2 separate regions of the Homo sapiens genome follow, and region 2 is linked to region 1. A link is an interaction called in ENCODE POLR2A ChIA-PET data of the cell type or tissue named here. Cell type or tissue: GM12878. All regions are shown on one strand. Each heading gives the region's core, and the rest is flanking DNA. Links, peaks and the distances in the headings are about the cores only. Region 1 overlaps PDE7B (phosphodiesterase 7B). Region 2 overlaps AHI1-DT (AHI1 divergent transcript).

The links. Peaks named below come from ENCODE experiments on the same cell type or tissue, not always from the same donor. Only the 100,000 strongest peaks of a DNase experiment are listed, where the experiment ranks them.
Region 2: POLR2A ChIA-PET joins it to region 1 with 5 read pairs; 2 of 35 experiments call an interaction of 5 or more read pairs at or near these places.

Annotation. Positions count from the first base shown.
Region 1 is chr6:135,886,729-135,894,728 of GRCh38, reverse strand. All of the region lies in intron 1 of PDE7B (phosphodiesterase 7B), which reads right to left. Among named protein-coding and RNA genes, the nearest start is that of PDE7B, 39 kb to the right of the region's middle. In GM12878, for the core only: no CTCF peak of the experiment used is centred there; no DNase peak of the experiment used is centred there.
Region 2 is chr6:135,550,231-135,562,046 of GRCh38, reverse strand. The region is part of intron 2 of AHI1-DT (AHI1 divergent transcript); the gene reads right to left. Among named protein-coding and RNA genes, the nearest start is that of AHI1-DT, 58 kb to the right of the region's middle. In GM12878, for the core only: no CTCF peak of the experiment used is centred there; a DNase peak (open chromatin) is centred at 6,276.

The DNA.
Region 1 (8,000 bases), core at 1-8,000:
TACATTTCAACGTAGCTGGGTGGAAAGTTAAACATCAGCCACGCAACCCCTTTGGACAGGTTAATTGTGCAGAGCTCATTGGAATAATGCAATTTGGCATGTGTGCCTTGGATGGAGAGAATGTGGGAGGCTATTGTCCTTGGGGTCTCCTCTCTCCTTTTGTCTCCATTTGCCTCATGTTTCTGTCTTAGAACAGAACGCTCTTGTTTCCTTGGAGTCCTTACCCCAAATCACCTATTAAGAAAAATAGGAACAGGTTATAATTCTTGTTATTATGGCTTTCCTGAGACGGAAAAGTGTTTGGCTAATTTCCCCACTCCTTGGAATTCTCCTTATTTGAATTCACTTGAAGGCGGGAGTTAAAGTATCTTTCACGTAGGTTTTTAAATATACATTTAAATTCACTCTATAGTTCTTAACATTTACAAAACAGTGTCAATTAAAAGAAAAATAATATAAAATGCTATGTTTGAGATAGAATCACATAATAAACTAGGAACTAGTTTAAAACGTCTAATAAATAAGCCTTCCCAAACTCTATTTGGTACAGAAATAAAGCATATAGATGTGGTTAACATTTTAACCTAGAAACATTTAAAAATACCAAGATGATTTTGGGAATAAAACTTTTATGGTAGGTTTTGTTACTGATATTTTAGTAATTTCCTTAACTGGCATCACCTATCACCTTAGTGGCCTATTCAATTAATTTTTGGAAGTGGGTGGAATATAAATTATGCATGAATATATAAACGGATCAAGTTTTTAACTGGAATAAATGCTTTTGGTGACAGGTTAAAAGATCTACTTTAAATCAGCTTATAATATCTATTTTTAAAAGACTTCAAAACTTGAAATTAAATGTTCTCTTTTCACTTCAATGACGATGGTGTAATTATTCTTGGGATTAAGAAGATATTGTCATTATTAATTTCTATATAAGTGATTATCAATTCAGAGAGTCTACAATTAGATACCTGCTATGTGCTTATCATAGCAGGAGACACAGGATGATTAAGAAAGGCTCCTTTATAGCAGCATGATTTATAGTCCTTTGGGTATATACCCAGTAATGGGATGGCTGGGTCAAATGGTATTTCTAGTTCTAGATCCCTGAGGAATCACCACACTGACTTCCACAATGGTTGAACTAGTTTACAGTCCCACCAACAGTGTAAAAGTGTTCCTATTTCTCCACATCCTCTCCAGCACCTGCTATTCACAATAGCAAAGACTTGGAACCAACCCAAGTGTCCAACAATGATAGACTGGATTAAGAAAATGTGGCACATATACACCATGGAATACTATGCAGCCATAAAAAATGATGAGTTCATGTCCTTTGTAGGGACATGGATGAAGCTGGAAACCATCATTCTCAGCAAACTATCTCAAGGAACAAAAAACAAACACCGCATGTTCTCATTCATAGGTGGGAATCGAACAATGAGAACACATGGACACAGGAAGGGGAACATCACACACTGGGGCCTGTTGTGGGGTGGGGGGAGGGGGGAGGGACAGCATTAGGAAATATACCTAATGTTAAATGACGAGTTAATGGGTGCAGCACACCAACATGGCACATGTATACATATGTAACAAACCTGCACGTTGTGCACATGTACCCTAGAACTTAAAGTATAATTAAAAAAAAGAGGCTCCTATCCCTATAGGTATTTACAATTTGGTAGAAATCTAAAAGAAGACAGAACAAGAAAAGTGCACAAATGAGCTCTAAAATCAATGCCATGTGGATTCAAAAAGAGGCAAGATTATGGGTAGAAGAGAATAAGGAAGACTTTCTGGAGCATAAGTTCAACAGTGAACATGGAAACAAAGCATATGTCTCATTTATACAGCTTCAGCTTGGTCCATTGCAAATACACTGTAAATAAGGCATAGGCATCTTTACTAAAGATACTGAGAAATATTCAACTTATTGTAATTCCTATGAAGATGGCTAGCTGAACATTTCAAATCGTCTCTTCTATATATGAGCTTCGATGCTGACCCATAATAAGTAACAACTCATGTTAGATGTCAATCAATTTTAGCATTCTTTCTTATTTCCAGTTATCAGCAAATGGTATTTGAATAATATAGAAGAGGTGAGCTATTATAATATATTCCTATTACCCGATACTATGTATGTACTGATGGAAGTAATTATTTAATGACTAGAACTGCTTCATTTCCTTTCATATGCTTCACTAGAAAGTATAGGAAATATCTCCTCAGAATAGAACTCAGATTATAGGACCTTAGAAATCATATGGTCATATGGATCAAATAACTTTTTGATGCATTAGCTATAAAAATAATGCATTATGCTAGTACTGTGAGTCAAGATTTATTAATAATGCCACTTGGGAAGGTACTTGAAGTCACAGGATCAACTGTATCTGCTTGTTTTGTTAGTCTGGATTAGTTGATTCTCACGTTTCTGAAAGCCGATATAATTAAGCTGCTCTCAGCAAGTCTAGGATAAGCCAAAGATATATTTCATAGAAGCCCAAAGAAAGAGGGCAGGAATATAAAGTCATGAGACTTATTTCTACAAATACCACTCAAAAGCCCCTGAAAGTGACTCATATTTAACTTCCAAAATTCAGTGTGTTCACTCAATAAGCATTTGAGAACTCACTGGGTACATAGTAAACAATAATATCAGAAAAGAGGAAAATCAATTCAAATCCATATGGATATAATTAAATTCCTAGTATTCATTTTTTTAATTCAATTTCTTGGGTACCAACTATAGACCATGTGCTCTTCTAGCTGTGGACTGGAGTGGGAGGGGTGGGCAGGAGTAATTATGATAATAAACAAAACTAGCATGCTCTCTTCCTTCCTCAAGCTTACAGTCCAGCTATGCTACAGACAGCAGAGGACACAAGGTAAATATGACAGAATCCTTTCAAAAGAGTTTGCAATCTACTGGAAAGGTAGTAGATACATAATGACAAGGTAGAACATGCTTTCTCTTCTTAACCAGAATTATCATCAAAATCACTTGGAAGGCTTTTTCAAAATTCATATGCCTAGGTTTCATTCCACACCCAAATGAATGAAAATGGCTGGCAGTGGAGCCTGAGAATGCACATTTTGAAACACTGTGTTCAGATGATTCTGGCGTGGACCACTGGTTAGGAGCTCCGCGTTTAGAAGGTGTTTGAATTTCTCACCTCAGTTTTGCTCTGACTTCATTATAATGCATCCATAATTTTCCCAATGCTCCTGAAGGTTGCCTTGTTTTCCCAAGGATTATTAATGAGACCTGTGGATGGAATTCTTAACAGATGGTAGGGAGAGATGAAACTATCTTGCCATTTCAACATCTGGCAAATACATTCTTCCTTTAGCCCTAATGATCTATGATTTTATATGCAGTCATCAACACAAAGATTTTCATTTTAATGAGTCTCACTCTTTCAGATTCTTTTTCTAATCATTTTTGTTACTCTTTGGGTTCTCATCTTGAAAATAAATGTATGGCTTCTGCTTTGAAGCCTAATTTTCCAAACAGAACAATATTATAGTTCAGATCTTGTCAGAAATATTAAAGTATGTCTCTGCTCTTTGGCTTATGCCGAGGGAAAAATCTATTGCGCCTGTAAATGCAGCCTCACTTGAAGAATGTGTCCCTTTAAAGCTGAGGCATGTTTAAGATGCGTATGTAATTCAGACCTGTTTGCAGCAGAAACCCTTTTAATCCTAAGAAGCATGTTAAACAAGAGCTTTTTTGGCACATGGCTTATGGATGCAGGAAAAGAAAATATGCCTTTCTTTTATACAGTTAACTGTTCGAAAATAACACGTGAATAAACACTTCAACTTTTAGTAGTTTCTTGAAGATGGGGATACTCATGGGTAGAGCAGCCTCGGTAGAAAAAAAACAACTCTAATATCAGAGTCCTATATGGACCATGCTCGTTTTCCCATTAGCAGTTTCTGCATTTCCTCCCCGGACCTCGAAGAGTATCTTTTTGCTTTCCTAAACTTAGTGCAACTTGCCTTGCATCAACAAAATAGGTGAGTTTATAGTGACTGCCTCTTTTGATCTCTTGCCACATTCTTCTCCTTCTCCTCATTTTGGTGGATATATAATGATCTCAGGGAAGATGGTGCAGACTCCTTGGAGAGTTTATGATGTATTCTCAAAAATGCCAGTCATACCCACTGCGTGCTGGGTTACCATCACAGTCAAGCTGCACCTTTGAAGCTGTGCACATATTCCTTATGTTTTATCTCCAGTAGGACAAATGCTGCCAAACATGAATGATTTACATTCACCGGAGTGAAACAAATCAATAGCAGCACTCTGGTCCGCAACTTTGACCAGTTTGAACGCACAAACAATCTGCATGTGGCTCTAAGTACCATAGGAAATATCTAGAACCTGTCTGATAAACTTACGGTGTTAAAACAATCAGAGAGTAAAGAATAATTTTGTAAGGAAATTCTTCGCTTGTCCACCATATCCCAACATTATGTTTCTTCAGAAATCTCTAATAATGGAAATTCATTTTTTAAAATGTTATTGTTTTATCAGTTTGTAAATTATTGTGAATCATGTATCATACGAAGTAGAAAATAATTATATACATCAAACAATTGGTACACTCATGTCCCTGCCCAATTCACACACTGAGACTGATATAAAAAGTAGCACCATCTGGGTGTGGTGGCTCATGCCTGTAATCCCAGTACTTTGGGAGGCTGAGGTGGGCGGATAACCTGAGGTCAGGAGTTCGAGACCAGCCTGATCAACATGGTGAAACCCCGTCTCTACTAAAAATACAAAAATTAGCTGGGCGTGGTGGTGGGTGCCTGTAATCCCAACTACTCAGGAGTCTGAGGCAGGAGAATCGCTTGAACCCAGGAGGCAGAGGTTGCAGTGAGCTGAGATCGCGTCATTTGCACTCCCGGGTGACAGAGTGAGACTCCATCTCAAAAAAAAAAAAAAAAAAAAAAATGGTAGCACCGTCTGGGTGCGGTGGCTCACGTTTGTAATCCCAGCACTTTGGGAGGCTGAGGTGGGCGGATAACCTGAGGTCAGGAGTTCGAGACCAGCCTGACCAACAAGGCAAAACCCCGTCTCTACTAAAAATACAAAAATTAGCTGGGCCTGGTGGTGGGCGCCTGTAATCCCAACTACTCAGGAGGCTGAGGCAGGAGAATCACTTGAACCCAGGAGGTGGAGGTTACAGTGAGCCGAGATTGCGTCATTGCACTCCTGGATGACAGAGTGAGACTCCATCTCAAAAAAAAAAAAAAAAAAAAAATTGGTAGCACCATTCGGGTGCGGTGGCTCACACCTGTAATCCCAGCACTTTGGGAGGCCAAGGCAGGCGGATCACTTGAGGTCAGAAGCCTGGGTGACGGAGTAAGACTCTGTCAAAAAAAAAAAAATTGTTCAGCTGGAGACAGCTGGACATGGTGGATCTAGAGAGCCAGGGTCTTCCCAGGTCAGGTTGAAGGTGGTTCAGTGAGAGCCTGAGTCACATTAGACCTATACTCTAACATAGGCCTGGGGTATCTGTTGGTGGGTCATTGTATTCAAACCTCAGGATTCCTTTAGAATTTAAGAGAATTTAAAGATGTCCTCAAGAATCTATTAACTGGGCATGACCCCTGGAAGATCAACCTGCTGAGTAAAAGATTCCATTTATATTATTAGGCAAACTTTAGAACTGAATTTCTGCTCAAAACTGAAGTTAGGGATGAATCACTGGGAAAATCATCTAGACTAGATATTTAGTAAAATTCACTTGTAACTTATAGAAATCACACAACTTTAGATGTATTTATAGTATTTCTTATTGTTTTATTTCTGCTTGTTTTCCTTAAGGGCATGTGCTTGTGGTAGATTATATTAATCACATTTATCTTCTGGACACCAGAATTATATAATTAGAAAAAATATTTATAAACACAGAAAACCAAAACTACTACACCTACTGTTGACATTAGTTGTTCTTCTTGGATCTATATTTCTAAATAGTCCAGAACAGTGATGTTTATTTTATACCTATAATATTTATTTTTTATACTACTTATTTTTTATAATATTTATTTTTTAAACTAGTACACCTACTGTCGACATTAGTTGTTCTTCTTGGATCTATATTTCTAAATAGTCCAGAACAGTGATGTTTATTTTATACCTATATTTTATACCTATAATAAGTATAAATAAAATAACAAGAACCTATTCTAAGGTGTTATACATGCACACCTATTTAAGGTGTTATACATGCACACACACACACACGTGTGTATTTCAGCTTTATTGGAGCTCAGAAATGTCAGTTACTTTATCTGAGGTCCCAAAGATAATTATCCAGTAGCATAGCTCTAAGTCCTTGGAAGCAGCAGAACATAATGGTTAGGTACCTAGATTTGCCGTTAGATCTGGGTTCAATAACTAACTGAAGGTCACACTAATTGTGTGACCTTGAGCAGGTTACTTAGTCCTCTTTTTTACTAAGTAGTCCTCTTCTTGTAAAGAGGTTACTCAGTGTCTGTAAGCCTCAGTTTATAAAAGTCTTTAAAACGAAACTCACTGAGGTCATAGAGGTATCATAGCAATTACGTGGGATAATATAGGCAAAAGCACTCAATGCAGTAGTTCACAGGTAGTAAGAATTTGTTAAATGCCAATAGTACTATAGTTGGAGAGAATTAAGAGATGACATAGCAAGATGAAAGATGATGTAAATAATCACAAATATATGTCCAGGGAAATAGTAAGCGCAGTAGAACAAAGAATTGGGGAGTAGTAGGGAGTAAACTGTCAAAAGGTAAATCATGATTGGATTACAGGGGAATCTAAACATTGGGCTGAAAGATTGAGGTGGCTGCTAGAAACAATGAGAATTCATTCAGAAAAGGTCACATGAGATTTATTTTTTGTTTAAAGGTTTAGATTTGACAACACCAAGGTAACTGCCACAAATTATGCTTATTTAGACCAACTAAGTAAACTTGCTCCAAATGTAGATAATTGAGAGGGTGTAGATTTGCATAGCCAATTAAGCCTTTTCAATAAAATAAAGCCCCTAATTAATATATTCTCTGTAAATACTGGGTAACTACTAAGGACAAATCTTTGCTTAATAATTTTGAAAGCAGAATACAGTACACAACATTTAAATAAATATCAAACTTAAGTGTATATTTAGTATCTTTGTCAATATTGGGTTCACCATCATTACTTAGTCTAACTGATACGTTCACTTTTCTGATTTAAGCAGATCCTTTCATATTCTCTTAATTATTTTTCTGGTAGGGTTACAGGTTAGGGAAAATTATTTTAAGTCTGTACAGTTAATCTGCAGAGCAATTATAAAGTACTGAAAGCAAGACTCATTGTTATATCTCCAGCCTCTAACAAAAGGTCTTGCACAGTATAAATGCTCAGCAAATCTTTGCAAATATTAACTATGGATTCAACAAAGGACTAGTATCCAGAAGCCACAGGAACTCAAACAAATCAGCAAGAAGAAAAACAAATAATCCCATCAAAAAGTGGGCAAAGGACATGAATAGGCATTTCTCAACAGATTTACGAACAGCCAACAAACATATGAAAAAATGCTCATCATCACTGATCATCAGGGAAATGCAAATGAAAACCACAATGAGATACCACCTTACTCCTGCAAGAAGACTATTATTAAAAAGACAAAAAACAACAGATGTTGGTGTGATGTGGTGAAAAGGGAACACTTTTATACTGCTGGTGGGAATGTAAATTAGTACAACCACTATGGAAAACAATAGGGAGGATCCTTAAAGAACTCAAAGTAGAACTACCATTCAATCCAACGATCCCACTACTGGGTATCTACCCAAAGGAAAAGAAGTCATTATACAAAAAAGACACATGCACGAGCATGTTTACAGCAGCACAATTTGCAATTGCAAACATATGGAACCAACCTAAGTACCCATCAACCAATGAGTGGATAAAGAAAATGTAGTATATATACACT
Region 2 (11,816 bases), core at 2,201-10,200, 330 kb after region 1:
GAGAGAGCCAAATCATGAATGAACTCCCGTTAACAATTGCTACAAAGAGAATAAAATTCCTAGGAATACTCCTAACAAGGGGAGTGAAGGACCTTTTCAAGGAGAACTACAAACCACTGCTCAACGAAATAAGAGAGGACACAAACAAATGGAAAAAAAATCTATCTTCATGGATAGGAAGAATAAATATCATGAAAATGGCCATACTGCCCAAAGTGATTTATACATTCAATGCTATTCTTGTTAAACTATCATTGACATTGTTCAGAGAATTAGAAAAAACTACTTTAAATTTCATATGGAACCAAAACAGAGCCCATATAGTCAAGACAATCCTAAGCAGAAAGAACAAAGCTGGAGGCATCACACTACCTGACTTCAAACTATACTACAAGGCTACAGTAACCAAAACAGCATGTTACTAGTACCAAAACAAACATATAGACCAATGAAACAGAACAGAGACCTCAGAAATAGCACTACACATCTACAGCCAACTGATCTTCAACAAACCTGACAAAAACAAGCAATGGGGAAAGCATTCCCTATTTCATAAATGGTGCTGGGAAAACTGGCTAGCCATATGCAGAAAACTGAAACTGGACTCCCCTTCCTCATACATTATACAAAAATTAACTCAAGATGGATTGAAGACTTAAATGTAAAATCCAAAATCATAAAAACCCTAGATGAAAACCTAGGCAATACTATTCAGGACATAGACATGGGTAAAGATTTCATCACAACAAAGCCAAAAGCAATTCCAACAAAAGCTAAAATTGACAAATGAGATCTAATTAAACTAAAGAGCTCCTGCAGAGCAAAAGAAACTATCATCAGAGTGAGCAGGCAACCTACAGAATGGGAGAAAATATTTGCAATCTACCCATCTGACAAAGGTCTAATATCCAGAATCTACAAGGAACTTAAACAAATTTACAAGAAAAAAAAAAACCCCATCAAAAAGTGGGCAAAGGATATGAACAGACACTTCGCAAAAGAAGGCATTTATGCAGCCAACAAACATATGAAAAAAAGGTCAACATCACTGATGGTTAGAGAAATGCAAATCAAAACCACAGTGAGATACCATCTCACATCAGTCAGAATGGCAATTATTAAAATGTCAAGAAACAACAGATGATGGCAAGGCTGTGGAAAAATAGGAACGCTTTTACACTGTTGGTGGGAATGTGAATTAGATCAACCATTGTGGAAGTCAGTGTGATTCCTCAAGGATCTAGAACCAGAAATACCATTTGACCCAGCCATCCCATTACTGGGTATATACCCAAAGGAATATAAATCATTCTACTATAAAGATACATGCACACGTATGTTTATTGCAGCACTATTTACAATAGCAAAGACATGGAACCAACCCAAATACCCATCAGTGATAGACTGGATAAAGAAAAAGTGGCACATATACACCATGGAATGCTATGCAGTCATAAAAAGGAATGAGATCATGTCCTTTGCAGGGACATGGGTAAAGCTGGAAGCCATCATCCTCAGCAAACTAACACGGGAACAGAAACCCAAACACCACGTGTTCTCACTCATAAGTGGGAGTTGAACAGTGAGAACACATGGACACAGGGAGGGGAGCAACAAACACTGGGGCCTGTCATGGGAGAGGTGGAGAGGAAGAGCATCAGGACAAATACCTGATGCATGTGAGGCTTAAAACCTAGATGACGGGTTGACAGGTGCAGCAAACCACCATGGCACACATATACCTATGCAATAAACCTGCACATTCTGCACATGTATCCCAGAACTTAAAGTAAAATAAAAATTTTTTTAATGAAAGGCAATGGAAAAAATAGTAATATATATAATATATATTTCACACACACACACGCAGACATATATATACTTCTACAATGCTTGAAGTGGTAGGACTGTCACATTTCTTTATTTTTCTAAATCAAATACCTGACACTAAACTTCCACTCACCAAAGATGGCAATAATTACATCTTTTATTACTGGTCCTCCCTTATTCCCTTTTATAAAATGCTTATGCATTTTTATAAATTATCAAGGTGATTAAGAAGTATTATTTCCCCAGACTAGCCTCTCATACATTTGTTGAAAGGATAAAATTTAAAAGATCTTTTCTCTGCATGATCCCCAAGAGGCCTACCCCCAGGTCTAAAGAGGGAAGAGTAATTTGGGTGTGGGGGGGCACTTGTATTTTTTTGCTGCATAAGGGTCCTCTGAAGCACCTGTTAAGATGTGAATGTTTGGCATCTATCCCTGGAGAGTATGATTCAATAGGTCTGGGGCAGGGCCCAGACATTTGTATTTTGTGTGTTTATGGAGTTTAATAAGTAATTTTAATAGACAACTTTAGGAACAACTATAAAGGACTAAACTAAATCTTGTGTTTGTGAAAGATCTCAGATTTTTTCAATTGCTATAAAAATTTAAATCACTATTAATGAACTCTAGTGGTCCGAAAACTGTGGTTGTCAGATTACTGTAATTTTATGAAATGTATATATTTTTGAGCCCTCCACTTGTTTTCATTGTGGTAAAATACACATAACAAAAAATTTGCCATCTTAACGATTTTTAAGTATACAGTTTAGTGGCATTAAGTACATTCATATTACTGTGCAGCCATCACCATCTTCCATCTCTAGAACTTTTTAATCTTCCTGAGACTCTGTATCTATTAAACACTACTACCTTCCTATTCCCCCTTCCCCTGGACCTTGGCAACCACCATTGTATTTTCTATCTCTATGAATTTTGATTACTTAGAGTGCATGGAATTATACAGTATTTATTACATGGAATATAATTATGATTACATGGAATCATACAGTATTTATCATTCTGTGACTTGCTTATTTCACTCAGTATAATGTCCTCAGGGTTCATCCACGTTTTAGCATGTATCAGAATTTCCTCTCTTTTAAGACTGGGTTATATGCCATGTACCACACTTTGTTTATCCATTCATCTATCAGTGGACACTTGGGTTGCTTCCACCTTTTGGCTATTGTGAATAATGCTGCTATGAACATGGGTGTGCAAATATCTGTTCAAATCCCTGCTTTCAATTCTTTGGTGCATATACCTGGAAACTGAATTACTATAATGCTCACAATACTCTTAAGAAGATAGAAGAATGCCTATTTATTTTATCCTAAAATTCCTAAAACATAAATTTAATTCTGATTTTCTAAAGTGACAAATGTAAAACTGACCTTACATTTGTGAGTTTCTGCTCTACTTGCTCCTTCCACTCAGGTCTCCACATCTAAGTTTGTTTCTATTTCTTCCCATCTTCAACATGCTTTTCCGTGACAAGTACACCATCCCCATGACTTCAATCATTTTCTCTTCCTTGTGGTTTCCAATTTCACCATCAAGGGTTGTTTCCTTCAATTCTTATTGCCTGATCAGCCATATCTTCATTAGTAGGTAAACTATCTCCCAGGAATGTTGTTCTCCCAGGAGAACCATTTTTTCTTCTCCTAGACCTTCGATGTGTCTGGTTCTATAGACTCTTTCTACAAAGGCTATAACTGCTTAAGTCACCCCTACCTTTAAGACCAAAAACGCTCAAGCCCGTGTCCCTTTTAATGGCCCACCAGACCTATTTCAAATGCAGAACACTGGCATGTGCAGGCACATGCACACATAGAGACTTGGCCTTTGCTCTAATTCACACACAGGAAGGTATGTTCTCCCTACACTTCCCTAAGTAGTAGAAACAGTAACCAGGAAAATGGTCCTAGTTCTCAACCCAGAGAGAAAAACAGGCCTTGAAGGAAAACACTGAAAACAAAAACAGGGCTATCTCATTTCCCTTGCCCCTACATTACCTAGATAACAAATGTAGTCCTAAACACCATTACTACCCCGGCCAATGAACTCACATGCAGACACACACACACACATACACCTTTCATGGTAGCAGGCTGTTGCAGTCTCTCCTTCCTGTCTCAACTGCAATAAGTCCTTGGCTAGCTCCTTTTGTGTCCTGCCTGCTACCTATTGCAGAAGCAGTTGAATCACCTGCTCTAACTGACCAAGAGCCAAATGGTCTGAGGCTGTTTGAAGTCTCAGGACTTCCACGTACCAGACATTATTAAACATACTTCAAAAAAATCTACTGGAGTCCCCAAAGACAGACTATAGAATCAAAAGTTTCCTCCTCAGTAAACTGTGCCCAGAAATTAGTTGTTGGACTTTCCATGGCTCTAGAGCTGTGATGGTGGTAGGGACTGCACAGTTCCGTCCAGATTAAGCTTCACATGAGCCTCTGTCTTCAGCTGACACATGCAAAACAAGTGCCCTTTGGAACAAAATAGTACATTTCTTATTAAAGTGGCAGGTGGTGGGGATTTTTTCTTTACACAGTCATAAGGAAATAGGAGAATAGGCCAAATTTTTAAAAAGTAGGAGAAAAACCCTAGATTTTTAAATAGGAACCCTTCTATACTTCACCACGCACCCAGATGAAATGGCTTCTTTCTCACACTCTCTGCACCTTTCCTGCTAAACTACACCAAAAAAAAAAAAAAAAAAGTCTTGAATTTCTTGCTCCATGACTATATTTCCACAGCAGCATTGACCCTATTCTGCCAAGGCATTAATTTAAAACAAAAGAAAACCAAAAAAACCCAGGAAGGTATTATTAAGTATTAAATCTATTAAATAGTTTATTGAAGAAATCATGTTTTGATGGTGGTGCAGTGAAACTGGCAGTTTTATACATTGCTAATTGCATTCTAAATATGTACAATCATTTCCAAAAGCAATTTAGCTATATGTATCAAGAACCATAAAAAATATGTTACACTTTAACTTTGAAATCATGCTTCCTATTAATATAATCTAAATTGAGTAAAAAATTATTTTCTATGTGTATATATATGAATATATATTTATAGTAGTGATATTTTAATAGAAAATAAAAGAATATCCAACATAAGAGTAATGTTTAAGCAAGTTACACTACAAATATGTAAAGATTGTTGCTATTTCTACCTTTATAAATAAAGTTGTAAAAATGCAGCCAATGCAAAAAGGTGCTTGAATTATACAACTACAACTATGTAAAAAATCTGCACAAGGCAAATACCTGTAAGGATGGACAGAAAAATGTACACAACGGTGTGTTAAGGTAGTCACACTGTGTTCTTCCTTATATTTGAATAGTTTGTAACATTTTTGCATTATTTTTACAATGAAAGATATCTAGCATGTTTAAGTAATTGGCATCATGTGGCCATATAAAATCATTATTAAAACAGCTTTACAATGACTATCAAAATATTTACTCTAACACATAGAGTTTCTCTAATACGTTTTAGTTTGCTTTAAATGCATATATATTATTTTTCTCATTTGGAACTCATCTATGATGATTCTAAATGCTCTTAGATTCTAAATGCAAAAACCTAATGCATTTACTCCATTTAGTCTGCTAAGCCAGCTATTTTATAGTCTGGTGCCCCACTGGATGTCTCAAATGTGTGCAAATACAACGGATTTCCAAGCTTACTCAATTTCTAACCATACATCTTGACAGAGGCTTGATACTAATGAAATGGTTCTGACTGTGTAATTTTCAACAGGGCCAAACGAAATCTTCACAAGCTATATAGCTGTGATGCTTTTATCTCTATATACATGTGAGAACAAATACTAACCAGCAATGGAAAATATGAAAAATTTAAAAAGAGTCTAGTGCAGAGGCTAGAGATTTAGTTTCACTGATCATGTTCTGGACAAAGCAATGTGAAAGATGTACACTGGTTGAGAAGCACTTGTATTTATTTGCAGATAGTTTTTAAAATTAGTATCATTTCAGAACAAATGCATGCAATGTCTCATTCCTGTTTGCAGATATTGCTAATGAAAGCTGCATCCAGATCAGAGCATTACATAAGGACAGCAGATGAACCAAAGTTCCATGGGGTAGCAATTTAGGGAGAAGGGGAAAGAGTTGCAAAAGCATGGCAATATGAACTCCCTTTTATCACCTACTCCTTCCCCATCTCCTACCTGAGCTAAGGAGGAGCTCAGAGAGTGAGGAAAGTTCCCTATAGCCTGTGAATGAGTTTCAAAGCTCTCTGGTCACCTTTCTCTTTTGTGAATGAGTTGTCACTCACAGAAAAAAAAAAGAAAAAAAAACAATAAGAAATGTTTGTGTCCAAAACATGCTGCAGGGGGAGTTTCAACAAGTTCCCGTCTCTTTCCTTTTTGCTAGTGAGAAGCTTGGTAGAGACCAGTTTGATATTTCCAGGCCTGCTGATGCCCTACCTTCCGTTCACACAGCCGTTGAATCACCAGGCCTCAGACAAAATGAGGAAGTGTTCTTTCTCCATGTCGTCTCAGCAGTAGTCACTGAATTTTTCTGCCACTTCAATCTGTATATTTTGTGGTTTTATGATGTTTAATATCATGGTTTTATCTAAAATCCTGTTGTTGATTGTTTCTAGAATTTTTCCAGGAGCTAATTTAAATTTGTTGTCAAAAGCTTCCCATCACATGAAGTCAATACTGATCAATAATCACAGTTGGAAGGGACTTCACAAATAGCTAGCAGAAGACTCGTCATGTTACAGATAACAAATCTAAAGTCCGAAGAAGTCAGACAGCTGGCTTAGTTTCTGTAAGTTATAGTATCTAACTTAATAGGGTCACAGGATCTGAGAGTTAAAATTATCCTTACGTTAATCAATTTGATCAAATAAATATTTTAAGTTTCTGTAGAGCAAAGAAAAAAGAAACTCAAAGACAAATTCAAGAGGTAAAAACATTTCAAGAAATAATTTGCAACACAACAAAGGTTTATCTCCTATAATAAAGAGTTCTTTAAGTCAATAAGAAAAAGACCAACAGCCCAGTAAAAAATAATGGGCAAAACATTTAATTTAGCAACTTGCCATCATACTGGGAATTCCCTTTCCTGCTCCTCTGTGGTGAAACTCCTGTTCCCTGGATCCTCTTTCTTCCTTATTTCCAAGGAGTACATTCTCCAACAGGTTCCTGAGAAAGTTTTTAGACCAATTAGAAGAGAGGTAACTGTTTTAAGATCTTAGGGGTCTAAAAATATCTTTTTTATGCCATATATTTGATTGAGGGTTTTGCCGGGCACAGATTTCCATGCTTGAAAGAAATAATACACATAAATTGAAATATTATTTTTATGTCATTCTTAACCAAATTACTTATTAATGGGATCTGTTTAATGTTGGGCACTGCACAATTTCTCAAGCCTTGGACTTAGAATGAATACTGCCACCCTCGTTTCCTGTTCCCAGATAATTTTCACAGGGTATTTACTTGCTTTTAATTTCATCAACTCAGATTTGCAAAGATAACATCATTGAAAGGAACATAGCTCAATCTAAAGACAGAACTATAAAATGAACTACTTCCATTTAGTATCTCAAAAAGTATCTAAAAGATATCAATGTCACTATATTTTTGTTTGTTTGTTTGTTTGTTTTATTATACTTTAAGTTTTAGGGTACATGTGCACATTGCACAGGTTAGTTACATATGTATACATGTGCCATGCTGGTGCGCTGCACCCACTAACTGGTCATCTAGCATTCACTATATTTTTCTCAATAATTTTAAAATTCCAGGGGTTAGGGTTAGGGTTAAGGTTAGGGTTTGGGGTCAGGGTCAGGATCAGAATTAGAGAAAATAAAGAAAAAACTTTTTTCAATTCCCATGGCACCCACCCTATGAATTTGCTCTTGTGCCCTAGGGCTGACCTCTGTGCAAGGTTTGAGAACATCAGCTCTGACCTTTAGGGAAAAAGCAAAGTTAGATCACTTTATTACGTATGTATAGTATGAGCACATGTATGTGTATATATATACTAAGTACACATATATGTATGAATGTGTGTGTATACACACACATGCAAATATCTGCCATTTATCTGTGTATGTGTGTATACACACTATATATACAAACATGTGTCACATAAATTTACATACTTTAAAAATTACAGTCTTATATACATCAAAATGATGGTGATTATCTCTAAGTGGTAAAAATTATGGGTGATTCTTGCTTTCTTCTTTATGCTTTTTATGTTTACACTTCCCATGAGGTTCAATTTTATAACCAATGAAAGCAGTGAAGCTCCATTTTGAGCAAAAGCTCCATTTTGCTTAAAAATTAAGCACACAGACCCAAGTTCCAACTAGCTTCTTTTAATAAGGAAAGCAAGTTTGGAACTTATTCAAAAAAACAATTTTTCTGCTGAAAATGCATTTGAACCATTGTAAATAATCATATTAGAGACAGATTAGGGTAAAATAGCACTATTCTATAGTTCAACTAAGAGCTGAGAAAAAGACTTTCTCTCATTCAAAGATCAGATATTTTTTAAAGCATGAGATCAAAGTAAAAACACTCTTAAAAAAGAAAAGAAATACAACCTCTTCCAAAAATAGATACAAGCCCACAACACATACCTCAAATGTATTGTCATGAAGCTGATGAAAACTTTAAACTGTCCTCCTGGATAGGAGAACTTAATGAAAGAACCACCTCTGTAAATGCTAGAACTTAGGTGGAAATGGAAGGGGAAAATAAGACCATCACAAAAATGAATGTCACATTTAGATATCACGGAAAGGAGGACAGATAGAACAAATTCAAGGACCTGAAGAACAAGCTTGAGAATACTGTGCCAAACCAAAAGAGTTTAAAAGGACTAGAGAGGAAAGTAAAGCTATGGAAGGAAGACAGACAAAAGAAATGAAGTATACATTTATTTAGGGTCCATGAAACAGAAAACAATAAGACCCAGAAAGGTACTCAAAAATATAACTTAAAAATCATTTTTAAATAAATATTTGAATCTACAAATTCAAATGTCACATGATGTTTCAGCAAAAATGCATGAAAGCGATCAAACTGGTAATGTATCTTTTCTGGTGAATATATAAAATTTCAAAGATAAAGGAAGAATCTGGTCATCTATAAGGGAAAAAAATCAGATAAATTTCAACTTTCTGTCAAGTCTTCAGGGAAATGATTATGCACTTCAGAGATTTTTATAGTTCTCCAGGCATAAAGTTTTCCCCAGGCATAAAGTGTTCTCCAGGCATAAAGAGACAAACAGTAGACATTTTCAAACATGGATGAATTTAAGAACTATGGTCCCGTGAAGACTTCTTAAAGAAACAAACTTCAACCATTCAATAAAAGGAAGAAGAAGCTATGGCAAAAGTGGAGGCAGTGAACATGAATCCATTTGAATGTAGAACTGCTGTGGCCATGGCAGTGACAGGTCAGTCTGTGGACTCCATTGGCCATGCCATGTACAGAGGACTCATCCAAATAGGAAGGTGGTTGTGAGGGAGGGTGAGGGGTCAGGGGAAGAAGGGATAATTGTTGTTTAAAACAAGTAACTCATGTACAGTCTAAATAATGCTCTGTGTAGCTATGTTATGCTATTAAAAATACCTATTAGAAACCAAAGACTATATCTTTTAGAGAAAATAAATAGAAAGGTAATAAAAGAAAAAGAGATCACAGAGTAAAACATGGTGTACTGAAAAGCTAAGTTTGAAACAAAGCGGCATGGGAAAGTTGAAAGAATCAATAAAGACCTACCTGGCAAATACAAAATGAAGCAGGGTCAAGATAGTGATATCAGACAATGTGGAATTCAACTCACAAAGTGCAAAATATGACAAAGAGAGGTACTTTGGAACAATTCCTACAACCCACAATAAAAATCTAACAGTTATGAGTATTTGTGCACAAATAATAAAAAAATTCATAGAAACAAGAAATACAAAAAGAAACACAGAAACACAAGTAAATATGGGAGACGAAGTCATCTCTTCATGATACAGATTAAGTAGAAGAAAAAATAATGAGCCAAATGACCTAATCAATAAGATAGATACATTAATTTAAATCAAACTCAACGCACTTTTCAATTACACATTAAACATATTCAAAATTGACCATATGTCAAACCACAAAAAAAAGAATAAATTCCTGAAAGTAAAAATCATGTAGATAACATCCTCTACTACAACAAATATAGAAATTAATCACAAAATTAGAAAAACAAAATATACTGCTACATGTAAGTTTAATTTCTCTCTAACACAACTTTTGCATCAAAGGAAAAACTCTAAATCAAAATAGTAAGGCATCTAGGAAATACCAGTAGTTCAAATACCACATAATAGAAATAATAGGATATGGCTAGAGCAGAGAGAAATGTATGTATTTAAATACTTATATATCTAAATAATTAAGATTACAACTAAGTTTATAAGACATTTAAATTAAACAGTTGTAAAAAAACATAAAAGAAAGGAAACAAGAATTAAAACAAAAATAATGAAATAGAAAATAGCAGAACTAATAGAGAAATAGAAGAGTTCAGTCTTTGGAATAAAAAATACATTTCATAAACTATTAGCTAAGCTAATTAAGAAACCTAGAAGGAGGCATAAGCAACAAATAAAAATGGGTGGCAAGTTTTACCACAAGGTCTTGTACATAAAGATGTTCAGTGAATATTTGCTGAATGATTAAAGGAAATAATTAATGAAGCCATCTCAAGGCTGCAGTGAACTATAATTGCACCTGTGAATAGCCACTGCACTCTAGCCTGAGCAACACAGCAAGATCCATGTTTTTAAAAAAAAGCTCTATTCGATTTTAAATTTTTTCACATTACTATATTTCATTCAGTTCTAAGATTCACATTTTAATAATTCATTCAATTCTAAGTTTCACATTTTAATATCTTTGAAATTGAGGCTTATCTTGCTATTGATTGTATCTGACAACAGCTGCGGATAAATTTGGTTATTTCTGGTGACATGACTGCATGACCACAATCCCTTCACATTTCCCGCAACAACTATTTCAAAACCATTTCAGGAAGAAATATGAATCTTGCTCGTTGACTGAGCATCTTCCATGGCCACCTTCTGATAAGCTAAAGACAGTGTCATCATCAAAACTTGGAGAACAGGTATCACTGATTTGGAAGAAAATCCAGAAGGCAATCGTATTGTTTTAGGAAGTGCCGTATGTTATCTCTTGGTTGGTACAGGCAAAAATATTGTGGAGAAAAACATGGTATCAATGACTTTGCCTTGAAAAGTAAATTAGAAAATTCAGACATTGGATGTGTAGTCTCCAGAGACTATCTGCATTTCATGGTCTCCAGTTTGTTAGCTTGGTCTCTGTTGGAACATTTCTGATGTGTTAATGTGCCTCCTACAACAAGAACACCAAGTGGCTCTTCTATTCCTCCTCCCCTATTCTATAGCCCTTCTCTGACACTCAGCTCTGTGGCTGGCACTCTGCATCCTCTTAACAGACCCCAGAAACTGACGGCCTAAGCCCAGGATTTCCAAGTCTCACCAGGCTTTGTGTCTCCATAGCTGAGCTCCACTCTACTGGTGTAATAAATTACCATTTCATTGATGTTCTTATATCAAACTGTTTTCCAGAATTGTGATTGGAGATGACAGTATTTGGGGGGTACCAGTCCTAGCCACACCTTCTCCATGATCTGGACTCCTCAATATTACACTAGATGAAATTCACTAGTCTTGTGAATTTATCAAGACATGATTCTTTGCTCCAGCAAACAGAACAACAGGAAGGAATCCACGTTTGACACACCCACACATCACGGGGGTGAAAAGAAAGCCCCCAAAAAGGATTAAAGCTATTTGGGTTTTCTAGTTCTAAGCACTGATACTTTGGATCATATTTTTTAGCATTTTAAACAGTAATCAAACATTAAGTTTTTAACATATATTTCAATTTATTTTGAGA